Linked DNA regions of Homo sapiens: region 2 is linked to region 1. Evidence: chromatin loops called from intact Hi-C (ENCODE). Cell type or tissue: mammary epithelial cell. All regions are shown on one strand. Each heading gives the region's core, and the rest is flanking DNA. Links, peaks and the distances in the headings are about the cores only.

The links. Peaks named below come from ENCODE experiments on the same cell type or tissue, not always from the same donor. Only the 100,000 strongest peaks of a DNase experiment are listed, where the experiment ranks them.
Region 2: it touches region 1 in a loop (5-fold over the local background); 3 of 110 quality-filtered maps call a loop at or near these places.

What each region holds. Positions count from the first base shown.
Region 1 is chr10:110,734,793-110,743,128 of GRCh38, reverse strand. All of the region lies in intron 1 of RBM20 (RNA binding motif protein 20), which reads right to left. Among named protein-coding and RNA genes, the nearest start is that of RBM20, 95 kb to the right of the region's middle. In mammary epithelial cell, for the core only: no CTCF peak of the experiment used is centred there; a DNase peak (open chromatin) is centred at 3,128.
Region 2 is chr10:112,310,792-112,319,127 of GRCh38, reverse strand. It overlaps the pseudogene GUCY2GP. Among named protein-coding and RNA genes, the nearest start is that of MIR6715B, 15 kb to the right of the region's middle. RefSeq lists a silencer at 4,062-4,171. In mammary epithelial cell, for the core only: a CTCF peak has its summit at 4,081 (motif pointing right); no DNase peak of the experiment used is centred there.

The DNA.
Region 1 (8,336 bases), core at 38-8,037:
AAATACATTGTGTCTGAGTTCCTTAAACAGGGGAGTGATTAAACCCTGAGGTTTTCGGAACCCTGCCAGGCTTGAGGTGCTCTGAGAGTGATGGCTCGTGCCACAGTGAGAAGGCTTCACACTGTCCCTGTGCAACTGACTTGATGACAGCCCGGGCCGCCTTCCGGGGAACACATCTCTCCCAGGTCCATGCTCAGCAGAAAGCAGATCTTTCACAGTGAGAGTTGGAGGTGAGGCACACTGTTGAAGAAGATGCAGATGAATCTCTTTATGTTTCTAGCATCAGCCCTCTACTCAAGAACCCGAGCCTCTGCTTTGTGCAGCTTTTGGGGGTTTGAAATACTAACCGAGCCTCCCAGCTACTACCTAGGTGCTTTTGAAACAGGTGAGCTACTAAAATATAGACCAGCTGCCTGAACAGTAGCAGTAGTGGTTGGATTTGTGTGTCAAGTTTGGGTTCTGTTTTATTTTGTCTTTTGTAAAAGAAAGAAATCATGTTATGAGAAAGTGAAACTTCTGTACAAAGAAGTTCGGGGGTAAAGAAAAAAATCCTGGGTTCAACTGGGTTTCTTTCCTTTAGTAGCTCCAGAAAAAGGCCAGGATGAGCACACTGCCAGGGGACTGTCACAGGCCCCACACTCAAGACCAAGGTCCAGGGGTCCATGTTGCTAAGGTTCCAGAGACTTCAGTGGTTCATGCAGCAAAACTGTCCAAGTCCAAGTCCTGTGTCTTCTTCTCTTAAGTCATGTGTGGAAAGTTTGTCCATTAGAGACCTGGGAAAAGGCCTCCAGCCTGGGAGCTAAGAAAGAAATGGCTCAGGAAGCTACTGAAAAGTGAAAGTCTTCCTTGTCCCCAGCCCCTGACTTGGGAGAGGGCAGTAGTGCAGAAGGCTCCTCTGATGAGGAGGTGTAGATAGAAAAGTCAGGCTGGAGAGAGCAGATTCCTCTGGCAGAATCGCAGAACATCAGGTCAGGAAGGGACTTTGAGGCTCCTCCTAGGTTTATTTATTATTTTTTACAGGAACTACATCATGAACTAACTTCTGGGTTCATTTAATCTACAAAAAAGGGTGGAGCACTCACTGGGGTCAGGCTGAACCTGGTGTCTCAACTTTCAGTCCACTACATTTCCCTCCCTCTGTCAAACTGGGCAAAGATAATTTCAGCAGCTTTTGGGTTCTGCCCTAGAGGAGTGTACGTCCATGGGGAGGCAGGCACGTAAACTGATCATCCTCACACTGGGTGGGAAGTGGGCATTCTAGAGGAGCAGGATCCTGGAAGAGGTACTGCAGGGCTCTCCTGGGGAGGGAGGGGGGTCATGTACTCTGGTCCTGGAGGGGTTCCTAGAGGAGGTGAGGTCTGAGCTCAGGCTTGGTGAAAGAGTAGGACAAAGCCAGGTGATGGGGGGCAGGGGGCAGCCCTCAGGTACATAGCTACTGGGAATTGAAAACAATTTCAGGCTGCCACAGAGTTGTGAGTTGACAAATGGCAGAAGGCTTGGTGGGGCAGTCTTGGAGAGAAGATAGAGATTCGGGGAAAATTTAGGACTGAAAGCTGGCAGAACTTGGTGAGTGGACATGGGGTAGAGGTGAGGGAAAGGAAGGAGTTGAGGATGACCTGTGGGTCTCTTTCACTTTCTGAGTTGATGGAGGAGTCATGTGGAAAACAAAGGCTGAGTTTGCATGAGTTCAACTTCGGACACATGAAGTTGTTGGTGCCAGAAGATATAATGTGGAAACAGCTGCAGTCCCCTAAATACTGACATCTGGAGCTCAGGAAAGATGACAGAGGCAGATACCTGTTATTTCTCTATTATCTGTGCTTTCTACGTCACCTCTACAGATGATTTCTTATTTTACCTGTATCCACCCTAACAAATATTGAATACCTGTGCTTATTCATAGGTGCTTCTTGACTGGGAAGGAGTGGAAGAGGTCCTAGGTGCAGAAGGGTATGGAAGATAAGGTCAAAGGATGTGCTGGTGGGAATGGGAGACAACTGAGAAGGTGAGACAAGCTGGAGGAAATGTCAGGAGCTGCTGAGAGAAGCTCAGCCTGACCAGAGATGAGAATTGCCATCTTGAATCGTCAGGAAGTGAAGGAAAGCCCAGGTGAATGCCACCCAATCAAAAAGAAAAAACAAATGCAGATGGTAAGGTAGAGAAGGCTCTGAAGCCCAGGTAATGAGAGCCATGTTACCCTGGACAGAAGCATCCAACACCACACATCTCCAAGGATGTTGGAGATCCAGCATCTGGATCCAGCTAACTTCTGCATCCTCTTCTGTACTCACAAGAGTTAACATGGACGTCCATGCATCTGCTGGACAACACCCCCTAGAACGAGTGTCTTTGTATGTTTTCACACACATAATGATGTTATATCTGCTGCCATCCTACTGAGTAAGGGGATGAATAAAGGTAAGAAGAAAACAAGTCACTTTAACTCAAAAAGGAGTCCTCGGGCCACTCCAGTGAACATCAAGGTGGCCATAAACTTGCTTTCCCCACCCCTACCAAGCCCTGGTGGGAGAGGGAGACATGGGGGAAGGGAAGGAGAGAAGGGGCTCCATCTCTCTGGTGGGTCCATAACCCAGTTCTGTGAAAGGCAGCTCCACACACCTGGCTCCCACTAGCTCTCCTGCCCCTCCCTCTGCAGCAGGGCCTTGGGCAAGCTTCTCTTCCCAGCCCCCACCCTTGCCCATGAAACACTCAGACCAAGCTGGTACTACCCCAGGGGCCACTTCTGCCCAATGCATTAAGGTTTGGCTGATTCAAAAACACCCAACTTAAAAAAAATGTTGTTTTCTATCTCCGACACAGTCCTTTTGACCTACACTAGATGGTCTCATCAGAAACAAAAGCATCCTAACCTTCCAAGGTCAACATTACTCCACCTCAACCCACAGCCACAGCCATCAAACACATACCCAAGCCAACAGATGGTTACAAAATTCTAAACAGTGCTCTTTCAGAACTCTGGGGCGAGCTACCCTGGGGCCTCCAACTAGACTTCCTGCCCTGGCCCTGGCCTTGACAATGAACCTGTTTCATCTCAGCAGTTGGCTCGGAAATGCCAAGCTGCCTTGTTGTCCGTGTTTCCAGACAAGTCTGCATTGCTGAGTATCAGGGGCAGCTGGAGCAGGTCTGGGCACTTGGAGAAGGAGGGAGAGGGAGACAGTATAGTGGGGCTGGGAACACCCAGTGAGGGCAGGAGGACCCAGACGGGCAGGGCCGCTGGGAGTGGCTTCCTCACTGCTTGTGGGCTGTGTTAGTCACCCAGGTCGCACAGAAGCCTCATGCCTTCATGACCGCAACAATCACCCAATACTCAGGCCAGGGATTTGAACTGCTGGATCTCAGTGCATTTCCACAGTTCAGTCCTGCAGGTGGGAACTATTAATACCCATTTAGAAGATCAAAGTTGCCCCAAGTCGTACCACAAGGAAGCGTCCCAGCTAGAATGTTCACATTGATGCTGGTGCTCTTTCCCCTGCCACTCTGCCTTCCACCACCACGTCAGTCCTCGAGTTGAGTTCTTTCTGGAAGGCTGTAGAAAACTGGTTTCCAACTTTCCAATCCTAGATTTTCTTTCTTTCTTATGCCTACACACAAGCACTTTTCCCTAATGTAAAATTCTCTGAGGGGTCAAGAGATCCGGCAGCTCATCAAAACAATCCATTTTGAAAGAAAATTTTGGATGAATATAAACATTAAGAGGTTGGGGAATTTTGTCTGTTTTTGTTCACTGCTGAATCCCTAGTGTCCAGGACAGTGCGAGACACAGTAACCCAGAGTGGGCACCTAATGAATGTATATTGAATCAACACTCTTCCAGATTGCAGATTCTTGCAAAATTTTCATGATCTCCTGCTCAAATATCTTCCTAAAAACACAGCATGACTTCAAGAGCCCTCAACTGTACTAAAGTAGTTACATACATATAGCATAAATCAGACTATGCAGGCCTTGGTCCTCAGGAGGACCTGTCAACAGACAGAAAGACATCCATCTGATCCTGTGCCCAGCCAGAAAATGCCACCTGCGACAGGTACTTCCTGACTGTCCAGACACCTCCCCATACTCTCTCAGTTACAGATAAACTCCCTTAAGGATTGTGAGCAGCTGTGGACCATTTCAAATGCTTCCTACTAATTCTTGTAGCTGAATGGGCCCTTCCTGCTCTGCTGTGATACGAATCTGCAAGGAAGGCGAGATCTGGAGAGTTCTCAGACCAACACACCTCACAGCTATAGGTCTGGGCTCCCATCACAGGCACAAAGGCTGCAGCCCCAACCCCAATGTCAGCCTCGCCACCTCCTCTATCCCCATTCCCGCCTCCATGCTCTGGCACCTTGGCACTCCTTCAGCTCCAGGAACATGCCCCGCGTGCTCTTCCAGCTTCCTGGGAAGCTTCTCCCTCACCGTACCCTGGTATACTCTCCTCATCCCTCCAATCTCAGCTGTGTCACTGTTTCAGGAAAGCCCCCCTTCCATGCCACCCTCTCCCCCAGCCCAGATCCACTTCCTATGTCATAAGTGTTAGTCCAAGTTGCACCGTTTCGTAAGCTCCCTGTCATTTCACAGACCTTGGTCAAAGTGAAACATTCCACGGGGGGTTCGGGCCGTGAGAAACAGCCTGACCAACTGCCTGACTTTGCTGGGAGAAAGGGCAAGGAACATCACATTCCACCAGAACAAGGGCCAAACCACCTCATCGTGGGAACATGTTATCAACATTTTCCCAGGCAGCAGGCCATGCTCCCCCCAGACCCCTCCTGCTCAGGCCTATAATTGCCCCAGCCTGTAAGCAGCAGTGGGCACTGGCATTAAGCTGGCCCCCAACCTCTGCAGGTTTTATGTTGGACATAAAGCCTATGTTTTGCTGTAGGGCCGCCAACTCTCTCTCTGTTTTTCTTTAACCCTCACCTTCCCTTTAAAAAACCTAACAGTAAGCTGTCCTGGGATCCTGCCTCTTTCCTCTTCAGCACTTACCTCCATGGCAATCACACCACCTTACCTTGGTGTTTGCTTAATTAATGCTGGCACAAAAGCAGAAACCACATCTGCTTCTGCTCCTTACTATTCCCAATGCCTCACATAGTGCCTGGCATATAGATGATGATTAATGATGACAAGAATCTAGCAGCAGGCAAGACCTGGTCTTATAGGCCCCAGTAAGGAAATTTAACAACCCAGCAATTCCACCCCAGGTGTATACCTGGCAGAAATGTGTACATATGTTCTCCAAAAGACACGTAAAAAATGTTCACAGCAACATTCTTTGTAATAGCCAGAAACTAGAAACAACCTATATCCATCAAGAGTAGAATGAATAAATAGTGGTGTATTCCTGTAATGGAATACTACACAGCCGCGAACACTAACCAGGTATAATTATTTGCTACAACATGGATGAATGTTACGAACATAAAACTGAGTAAAAGAAACTTAGGCACAAAAGAGTATACACCATATCATTCCAATTACGTTAAACTCAAAAAAAAAAAGGCAAACTAATCTATCTTCAGAGAGGTCAACATTGTTAAAGATCGTCAGAGGCTGAAGAGTGACTCAAAAGGTAGCCACTTGTTCCTGGGGTGCTGGTAGTGTTCTGTTTCTTGATCTGGATGCAGGTTTTTAGGGATATGTTCACTGTGTAAAAATTTATCAAGCTGTTCACACATTATTTCTATACATTATACTTTAGGACCTTAGTCATTTCAGATTGCTAAACCTTAGACCAGGTAACTTAAAAACAATAGAAATTTATTGCTCAAAGTTCTGGAGGCTGGGAAGTCCACAATCAAGGCACCAGCAGATTTGGTGCCTGGTGAGGACCACTTCCTCATAGATGGTGCCTTCTTGCTGCCTCCACTCACATGGTAGAAGGGGTGAACAAGCTCTGTTGTTTTTGAGTGTGTGTGTGGGGTGTTTTTTTTTTTTTTTTTTTTGAGGCAGAGTTTCACTCTTCTTGCCCAGGCTGGAGTGCAATGGCACTATCTCAGCTCACTGCAACCTCTGCCTCCCAGGTACAAGTGATTCTCCTGTCTCAGCCTCCCGAGTAGCTGGGATTACAGGCGCGCAACACCATGCCCGGCTAATTTTTTTGTATTTTTAGTAGAGATGGGGTTTCACCACGTTGGCCAGGCTGGTATCGAACTCCTGACCTCAGGAGATCTGCTCACCTCGGCCTTCCAAAGTGCTGGGATTACAGCTGTGAGCCACTGCGCCAGGCCGGGTCTTTTTTATAAGAGCACTAATCCCACTCATGCCTTCATGACTTAATTGCTTCCCAAAGGCTCCACCTCTTAATACCACCATCTTGGGGATCAGGTTTCAAAATATGCATTTTGGAGGGATACAAACATTCAAACCATAGCATTCAATGAAGAGCTTACTGAAAAAAAGGAAAGAAGGCAATTCCTCCATTAGGTGGTGGTGGATCTCAATAGGCCCACAGGGTGTTTGGCAGAGCCAGAGCACAGCCTCCACTGCTCCAGGCATGTTTCTGCATTCCCAGCACACACGGACACCTGCAACCACCATGTCCCTCTCAGTTTCTGTCATCTGGATTGGTTTCTTTCTTTCTTTTTTTTTAAGATGAAGGTAAATATTTAAATTTTCTCTCCCAAGAAAATTCAGATGAAAACAGGATAAGTATTCAATGACCTAATCCAAAAAGTGTATAAAATTTAAAGCAAAGACAAAACAAAATAAAATACCTAGTTCTATACAGCAGTTTTATACAACAGTGTCTTGACACGCACAGATAGTGTGTGACTAAGAAGGGAAAAAGAAGCAAGGAATGGAATTCAGTGCAAACTGGGTATATTGTGTGCAAATGGCATTTGTAGAGAAGTAAATGTGTGGAATGTAATTTGGGAAGATGGACTTTATATCTTTAATTTTTGTAAAAACTGCATTGCAATTTTCTTGCTTTAAGCAACTCCTTCCCAAGCCCTCTGGTTGCAAAACTGTGACTTTGTAATCCTAAATACATGTTATTTGAGATTTGCTGCCAAAAAATTGTGTTTCATCTCCAGGTCTGAAAGTGTGAATGTTCTGGGCAAATGCACTTGTGCTCTCTAAGGAAGACAGGCTGGCGTGTGGAAGGGTTGGTTCTGCCCACCGCCTAGTTAATCTGCCATCAGAGGGAGATGGGTGGGAGATACCATATCTTCAAAGCCTAAGCTTGTGGTTAAATTCCAGAGCCTTTCACTCTTGGGGTGAATGTTCACTAATCTAGCCATGAGATCAGCAATCCTGAACAAATACCCCAAACTCCTACTAAGATACATGTTAATTAGTAACTTTGACTTATGTACCTTTCGTGCATGGGTCAGTGTCCTGAGCTCTACATGTAGTAGCCGATGCTTAACTAGAAGGCATAAAACCTTGAGATGGGGCAAACAGACATGCTCATGCGCTAGATGACTGTTTTCATCAAAACAAAAGCAAATATACCTTTCACCCAGCAATCCTATTTACAGAAATGTATCCTTCCGATGGACTCATACATACATGCCAAGATGGGTGTGCAAGGATCCTCACTGCAGCACTGTCAGTAATAGTAACCTATCAGAGACAATCTAGATTAACAGGAGGCTCGGAAAACACATTATAATAATTTATACAATGGAACACTATTCAATCAGGACAAAAGCGCAAGGTACAGGCTTGTGTGCAGACAGGCTACAATCTCTTCAGAGACACATTGTCAAAACGAAGTTAAGTATGGTGGCTAGACAGTATGCATGATATGTTCCTTTCCACATAAAAAAAATACATGCAGATACATGTTTATGGTAGTTCTCCCTTATCTGCAATGGGGGGATATGTTCCAAGACCCCTACTGGTTGCCAGAAACCTTGGATAGTACCAAATTCTATATATACTATTTATTTTTTCCTATATATACCTGGAATAAACATTTACCTTTTCACTTAAAGGAAGCACTTTATGGCTTCTCTTGGGCATATCTGAATCACCAGCATCACTACTCTTATGCTTTGGGATTGTTATCAAGGAAAATAATGGTTACTTGAACACAAGCCCTGCGATACCTCGACAGTGGACCTGCTCACTGAGATGGCTCCTAAGTGATGCTAGGATGGGTGGTGTATACACTGTGGATACACTGGAAGAAGGATGATTAACGTCATGGGAAGAACAGAGTGGGACAGTAGGAGATTTCATCACGCCACTCAGAACAGCTCACAAATTAAAATTTAGGAATTGTTTATTTCTGGCATTTCCCATTTAACGTTTTCAGATTGTAGTTGACCAAAAGTCGCTAAAACTGTGGAAAGTAAAGTTGCAGATTCAGGGGGCATGAG
Region 2 (8,336 bases), core at 113-8,112, 1.6 Mb before region 1:
CTAGATGCAGTCAATTCTCCAAGAAGCCATGACTTCTTTTGTTGGAGAAAGGTATTAGAAAGTAAGCAGATAACGAGGTCAAGAGATCGAGACCATCCTGGCCAACATGGTGAAACCCCATCTCCACTAAAAGTACAAAAATTAGCTGGGCGTGGTGGCGCATGCCTGTAGTTCCAGCTACTGGGGAACCTAAGGCAGAAGAGTCGCTTGAACCCAGGAGGCGGAGGTTGCAGTAAGCGGAGATCACACCACTGCACTCCAGCCTGGGCAACAGGGCCAGAGTCTATCTCAAAAAAAAAAAAAAAAAAAAGAAAAAAAAAAGAAAAGAAAAAAGAAAGAAAGAAAGAAATGATGCTAGATATGCCCACTGCTGCTTGCGTGTTGTTGCTTCTGGGGTGCCATGTAAATAGAATCATACAGTACACAGCCTTTTCTGACTGGTTTCTCTAACTTAGTAATAATGCATGTAAGACTTATCCATGTTGTTGCACACACAGTATTTTTATTTTTATGCCAAAACATGTATACATTGTTCTCAAAATATTATTTTCTTGACAACATCTGGTTAAGCAGAATGTTTAATAAATGTCAGTAGGAGCCAGTGAAGAAGTGGGAAAAATTAGGTTTAGAAAATCGGACAGAGAGGCAGGACATGATGGTAACATTTATTACGTGTTAAAATAGCATTTCTGCGACATATTACAGAAAATTTAACAAAATTGCATGAAGCGCGCTTTGGGGGTTTCCAACACGAAATGCCTATACATTCCTGAAATCATATAGAGATATGCTTCTCCTCAAGCAAAGTTCTATTTTAAAAAATCTTGATTTGAAAACAAATTAATTAGGAGGATGTTTGTTTATATGTTTTTCATTAGAATTGTTCATTTTCCAGGCAGATTCTCAGAGTATTCCTATTAAAATATCCAGATTACTTTGGAATTCTAATCTGTTCTATTTATTTAAAAACTCAGTTTACAAATATAAGAGCACAATTACTATTGAAAATGAAGTGTAGTAAGTGGCACAAAGTTCTGATGTTTGGCTGTCTAAACCCAACATGAATTTCAGAAATCATCAACCAAATCAAAGACCCTGCAGCAGCAGTCCCACTGCAACCTTCCCTGCCCGAGGAGAAGGGCAATGAAAAGATCGTGGCCATGGTGAGGGTGTGTTGGGATGAATCTCTGGAGAAAAGACCCAGTTTCTCTTCCATCAAGAAAACTTTACGAGAGGCCAGTCCCAGAGGGTGAGTTAGATGTGCAACAGATATTTGCTCTCACTCAGTTAACCATTAGGATTTTAGAGCTGCTGGGCATGGTGGCTCATGCATGTAATCCCAGTGATTTAGGAGGCTAAGGCAGGAGGATCCCTTGAGGCCGGGAGTTCAAGACCAGCCTGGGCAACATGGTGAGTTTCTGTATCTATAAAAAATAAAATAAAATAAAAAATTAGCCAGGCGTGGTGGTGTGAGCCTGTAGTTTGAGTTTCTTAGGGGGGCTGAGAATTGCTTGAGCCCTGGAGGTCAAGGCTGCAGTGAGCTATGATTGTGCCACTGCACTCCAGCCTGGGTGACAGAACGAGACCCTGTTTCTAAAAAACAAAACAAAACAAAATTAAATCTATATGGCCGTGATTGGTTCTATGTGACTCATTCCCTTCCTCCCTCCTCCCTTCCTCCATTCCTCCCTTCCTCCCTTCCTTCCTTCCTTTCTTCCTTCCTCATACACTCACTCAGTGCTTACCATACACAAAACACTGTACTACATGCTGGTTACAGTGGAGTGAGAAATTTTTCCTTTATTTCATAAATGCCACAAAAATGGATCAGATATTAATAATTCTACTGCCTTCTTTGTCTATCTCAGGTGTCACTAATCAATTAAGGCCCTTGTTTCCAGGGAGTTTTGACATGGCTTCAGAGTCTTTTTCAAATCAGCATTCCAAGGGTTAGGCTAATCAATTTGGACTGGACTGTGGGATAAAAATTACTCACCACCCATAGAGTAGGTTATGACTTAAATTACGCATTCCTCTCCAACAACTTTCTCAATAGTAGCTTCCTTTACACCAGATAATTGTATCATCTTTTAGTACATGAATTTAGGAAGACATGCCCATGTTAGAGGTAGCTTGAGTTGGTAGAAAGAGCCCCAGGCTAGGAATCAGGTGTCTACTCTTAATTTGGACCTTCAGCTATGCATTATTTAAAAAAACAAAACAAAACATTTTTTGGAGTCAGGGTCTGGCTCTGTTGCACAGGCTGGAGTGCAGTGGCATGATCTTGGCTCACTGCAATTTCTGCCTCCCGGCTTCAAGTGATTCTCATGCTTCAGCCTCCTGAGCAGCTAGGACTGCAGGTGTGTGCCACCATGCCTGGCTAATTTTTGTATTTTTAGTAGAGACAGGGTTTCGCTATGCTGGCCAGGCTGGTCTCAGACTCCTGACCTCAGGTGATCTGCCTGCCTTGGGCTCCCAAAGTGCTGGGATTACAGGCAAGAGCCACCGTATCTGGCCTCAGCTATGCATTCTTAACACAATAGCCCTGGGTTCTGCATTTCCAAGCTCGTAATAGTTTTTAAATTTTAAAAATCATTTTTAAATGATTTTTAAAATTAACAAATGAGGCTGGGTGTGGTGGCTCAAGCCTATAATCCCAGCACTTTGGGACGCCGTGGCAGGTGGATCACCTGAGATCAGGAGATTGAGACCAGGCTGACCAACATGGTGAAACCCCATCTCTACTAAAAATACAAAAATTAGCTGGGCGTGATGGCACACACTTATAACCCCAGCTACTCAGGAGGCTGAGACAGGAGAATCGCTTGAACCTGGGTGGTGGAGGTTGCTGTGAGCTGAGATTGCAGCACTGTACTCCAGCCTGGGTGACAGAGCAAGACGCCATCTCAAAAATGTAAAATAAAATAAAATTAAAATTAAAATTAACAAGTGAAACATTGTTTATATTTATGGTATACCATGTGATGTTTCGGAATACGTATACTGTGTAGAATGATTAAATCAAGGTAATTAACCTAAAGATACCTCTTAAGTAAGCTTAAGATACATCCCCATATTTTTTACTTAGAAAATATGGACCTCAATGTTATGACAAATCTATTTTCCTATGTGAGTCTAGGTCTCCTCATCTGAAGATGAGGAATTTAAATGAGTTCTCTGAAGACGCTTCGAAAACAAAGGACTAATAGAATCTAGAAGTGCCCTTACATTAGACCGTCTGAAAAGAAAGGAATGACCCATCCTGAAATCTGCATTCTCAATGTCTGTTGGGAGGTGGGGAATGGGCCATTGAAGGCCACCATTTGTTGAGTGCCTGTGGCCCTGGACGTGACCCTAGACACTTTATGCATGTTATCTCCCTACATCCTCAGAACAACAACGTGATCGTATGTACATGAGGTACGCGTGATTATCTTCATTTTCCAAATGAGTAAAGTGAGGCTCAGAGAAATGAAGGAGGCAGCTTAGAGGGCTGATGAAAGGCAGGCTCTGTCCTGTCACGCGGCTGCAATGCCATTGTCACTTCCCCGATGTCCGTTGGCAACCCTTAACTAGGACACCTGAAAGGCAAGCAATATTTTCCTGGAATGTGTAGCTGGAAGCTCTGTTCCACTGAGGCCCTAAGGGTCTTGGGAGAAAACATCAATGTCTGGTTTCTTTTAAAGTCATGTGAGCATACTGGCCAGTGTGATGAGCAAGCTGGAAGTGTATGCCAATTACCTGGAGGAAGTGGTGCAAGAGAGGACCAGCCAGCTGACTGCAGAGAAGAGGAAGGTGGAGAAGCTTCTGTCCACCAAAGTGCCCAGGTATTCGGAAGCACTGGGGCCTTGAAGCTGCGGCATCACCATCTAGCAGCCCCACATAGGGGGGATTATTTCCATGATTATTTTTCTAAGAGAATGTCAGGTTCTTCTAAAAGGGGTCAGGCATTTTTTTTTGTGCAGTTTGGTACACCTGTAAAGGGAGATAGAGGCAAACTCTCCTGAATCCATAGAAATAGAGGCTGTAGTCGGTCTTTTACGTGGAGGGTGGTGGATGCAGCAACAGGAGAGTAGCCACTAGATGGCGCCCTCGTTTCACGAGTCCGACTAATTGCTACCTCCCCTGTATTTGATTGTAGGTCCAAAACCTCCACACAGTTTAATATGTACCTGTGGCTTCACATTCAAATATTGCTTCATTTTTGGTTCTGTTTCTATATGTTCACTCTCTCAACACTTGGCAGAAGTATTTGCTGTTAAAATTCCCGTGCGCTTCTTGCATGTCTAGACCAAAGAAGTGGGGGCAGGGATTTTTAATGAGATTGGTTGACTGAAATGAAATTGATTTGTGGATTGGTGAATGATTATATTCCCTTCCACAACTGCAGAGTCTTTACACCCTAACTCTATAACCAATATACATAAAGAAAATCCTTTTTGTAAAGGCATTATGTGACCCTCTCTCCTACTCCCCCACAATTTATACACGTCAATTAAAATATCTCTTTAGAGAGAATGCAACTGGAGAAGTGGATGTTAAAAGAATTCCTCTAGAAAATGAATTTTGTTAACCAAAAGCTTAGCCATTGAAGCAAAAGGACCAATGAGGACAACTTTGCAGGAGTCTGTAGGAGATGAGATGAATAAGATCCCATTCAAAAATGATCCGTTTCTCTGGTTTCAGCTTCACTGGAGAACAACTACTAGCCGGAAGGTCCGTGGAACCAGAACATTTCGAATCTGTGACAATCTTTTTATCTGATATTGTTGGATTCACAAAGCTGTGTTCTCTCAGCTCCCCTTTGCAAGTCGTCAAGCTCCTCAATGACGTGTACAGTTTATTCGATCACATCATCACAACTTATGATGTTTATAAGGTGAGATGCCTCATCCTGACTGTGCGATCACGTGTGCTCCTTGCAGGCTGTCTCCGGGGCATGATGGAGAATGGAACTGATTCCAGACATCAGCCAGGAGGAAGCTCCATTTCAGTCTATGTCACTTCACGGCAGAAACTCAATATTTTATTTCTGTTTGTTTTCTTGGAAAAGGTCTTGATTAGTCACAGATGTATGTGCTTGTCAAAACTCACCAGTTTCCTCTGTTTCCTTCCATTATTTTATCTCACAGTAAACACTTTTTAAAAAGAGGCATTGACCTTCCACTGGCTAATTCCTTCCCGTCTTTCCTAAATACATTTCCTTCAGAGGCAGAGAGGCTCCTGTTTACTGTCCTTCAAAGGTTGTCCTTGGATCTTGTGTGGGTCTCACCTCTGTTGTCCTGATCCTTAGCAATTAAGAGTGAAGAAAGATTCCCACTTTTAGACTATCAGACTTGTGACTAAAAGCGGGGCAGCAACAATTCCCTGCCGGGTGCTACTGTGGGAGATAGAAGGACACGGTCACCTGGAGTGAAAACCATTTTTGATGGGGAAAACAGAAATGTTTTGGCTCTTCATGACTGCCGGGTGGTGGTGGTGATGAGGGCTGCTTTCTGTGTGTTCTGACTCTTTAGAAGGGGTCAGCCCATGACTCTAGGGACAGTACCGTGTGCCTGTGCTCATACATGCCTGGTGGGCAGCCACAAGTGCACCAGCACTGACCACAATCCCAGGGCCCTGTCTCTGCCTGTGGACCTGGGGATAGCGAGATTTGGGGGACAGTGTGGTCATATGGTCACATATCTCAGTGACACAGTGACACGTCTTCAATGTTTATCTCCCAGTGTTCCCCACAAATGATGCCTCTGTTCAAGGGTGAAAGAAAGGATGGTATAGATAACCTTTAAGAGTAGATCACACACACCCAACAAAATCAGAACCTGCCCTGCTTAGGAGGATATCTTCTGGGATTTTCCTCTTAGTATTACCTTCTCAGTTGTGTTTTGCTTGAGCTCATATTAAAACTTAGTTTGTATTTCTAAAGGACGTTACCACGGTGGGGAGAGGAAACCCGGAAGCAGGTGAGGCTTGTCGAATAGTTGACTTTGCGTAATTTCAGGGTCACCAGGACAGAGGTGTTCTTACTGTCTGGCTAATGCCTGAAATTCAGCCTTTACCACATCATCTTTGGATTCTGCTAAAATGCAAATGTATCTGGAAAGGGCTGTAACTTTAAGCTTCTACTTGTCATTTATTTCTCTATTGTGAATGACAGATCTGAAAGCTGATTTTATTAGGAGGATGGAGGGGGAAGAGGACAGACAGGCAGATACATACATTATATATATATAATGTGTATATATATATAATATTGGGTGAGATGGTCTCTGCTTGACGGATCCACCTCACCCTTCAAGGTTGACTCTAGGAGCATACTGCTCCCTGTCTCACTGGTTCTGAATTTGGGCTGGGGAAATATAGTCACCGCTACTATTGGATTTCAGAGGAGGAAACAGTGACTGTGGGGAGGGAGGCTCAGGGAAGGAGGGTGAGGGGGGCTTTGTGGAAGAGCCATGACAAGGGCAGGAACTGAAGAAATGCTGGAACTTGCATGGGGTGGAGGTCAGGGAGTGTGACGCGTCCAAACATGGGGCCTCAAGGTTGGGGACAAATGAGGGGCCTTAATCTCTGACCCCACCCCAACCCTTGGCCTCCCTCATGGAAAACAAAGGTCACTCTGTCACTTTGTTTTCAGGTTGAGACCATTGGAGATGCATACATGGTGGCTAGTGGACTCCCTACCACAATGGAAGCCAGCATGTGGCTGAGATTGCCACCATGTCCCTGCACTTCCTCAGTGCCACCATCTGCTTCCAAATTGGGCACATGCCCCAGGAGAAGCTCCAGCTTCGTATTGGCCTCTACACAGGTAGACAAAACTGATGGCCTGATGGTCCAGGGATGGCAGCAGGTAGTTCCGGGTTCCACTCCTAGGTCCAGGGCTTTTAGGAACCTGGACATTGAACAGTAACATCTTTAGGGGAAATAAAAGTTTGAATTGTCTCTGCATGTGTATTTCTATTTAGCTAGGTTGCTTGGTAACAACAAGGACACACAATGGCTTCAATGTATTCAACCAAAAGTAAGGACTGGGCACAGTGGCTCACGCCTGTAATCCTAGCAATTTGGGAGGCCGAGATGGGTGGATTGCCTGAGCTCAGGAGTTTGAGACCAACCTGGGCAACATGGTGAAACCCTGTCTGTACTAAAATACAGAAAACCAGCTGGGTGTGGTGGCAGGCACCTATAATCTCAGCTACTCAGGAGGCTGAGGCGTGAGAATTGCTTGAACCTGAAAGGCAGAGGTTGCAGTGAGCTGACATCGTGCCACTGCCTCCAGCCTGGGCAACAAAGCAAAACTCTTTCAAAAAAAAAAAAAAAAAAAGGAAGAGACCAAAACCCAGGATGGGTTCTACAGGGCTAATTTTCTTCCATGCCTTAGCATCAAATGCCCTTTGATATGCTCTGTGTTTGCTAACTCATGGGCATGTGATCTGTGCAGAAGTGATGCATGCTTGGTTTCACGCTCTTTCTGTCACTGTCTGGAAATTCTTAATCATTTTTGCACAGAGTGTCCTGTGTTTTCACTCTGCACTTGTTCCAGCAAATTTTGTAGCCAGTTATGCTACCTATCTTCCAAGGCTCAACAAAGATAAAACCCGATCCTCAGTCAGAATGAATTGCTCCCATGTTTGTACCACTATTGGCATTGTTCACAGCTCTAGTTCGTGAGTGACATGGTCATTTAATGATGATGTCGCTTTCCAGCAGGTGTTTGTGGGTTCTGTCGGTTTCCTTTCTGTAAACCCTAAAACCTATTGCCAATTTGCCCCAAGAGGGTGCATCACTACATTTGTTCATCTGATGCGTATCGTCGAGTCCAGCCTCGGGCAATGCAGAGCGGTTATGGCCTTTGGTTCTTCATTCTTTAGGTCCTGTGGTGGCTGGTGTGCTGGGGATTACCATGTCCAGATACTGTCTATTTGGAGACACTGTCAACATGGCATCCAGAATGGAGAGCAGCAGTTCACGTGGGTATCACTGACAACACTTTGTAAACACAATATTGTTATCTCCCTCCAGGCCCCTAGCTTTAACCAGGGGATACTTTTAGAAGATGCATTTGCTTTTTGCCTACTGTTTTCCATCTGGAGGTTAAGATCATTATCCACTTCAGGCAACACTGATCACATGCTTTATAGACAGGGTTTTGCACTCTGCTCTTGTTAGAACCATGCAAATACACGCAGCCTCCTTTTTTCTATGACTTTCAGTCCTAAGCAATCACAGGCACATATAATCACTTAAATGAAGAGCAGGAGTTGGAAAGCTTTTTCTTTTTTTTGAGATGGAGTCTCACTGTGTCACCCAGGCTGGAGTGCAGTGGTGTGATC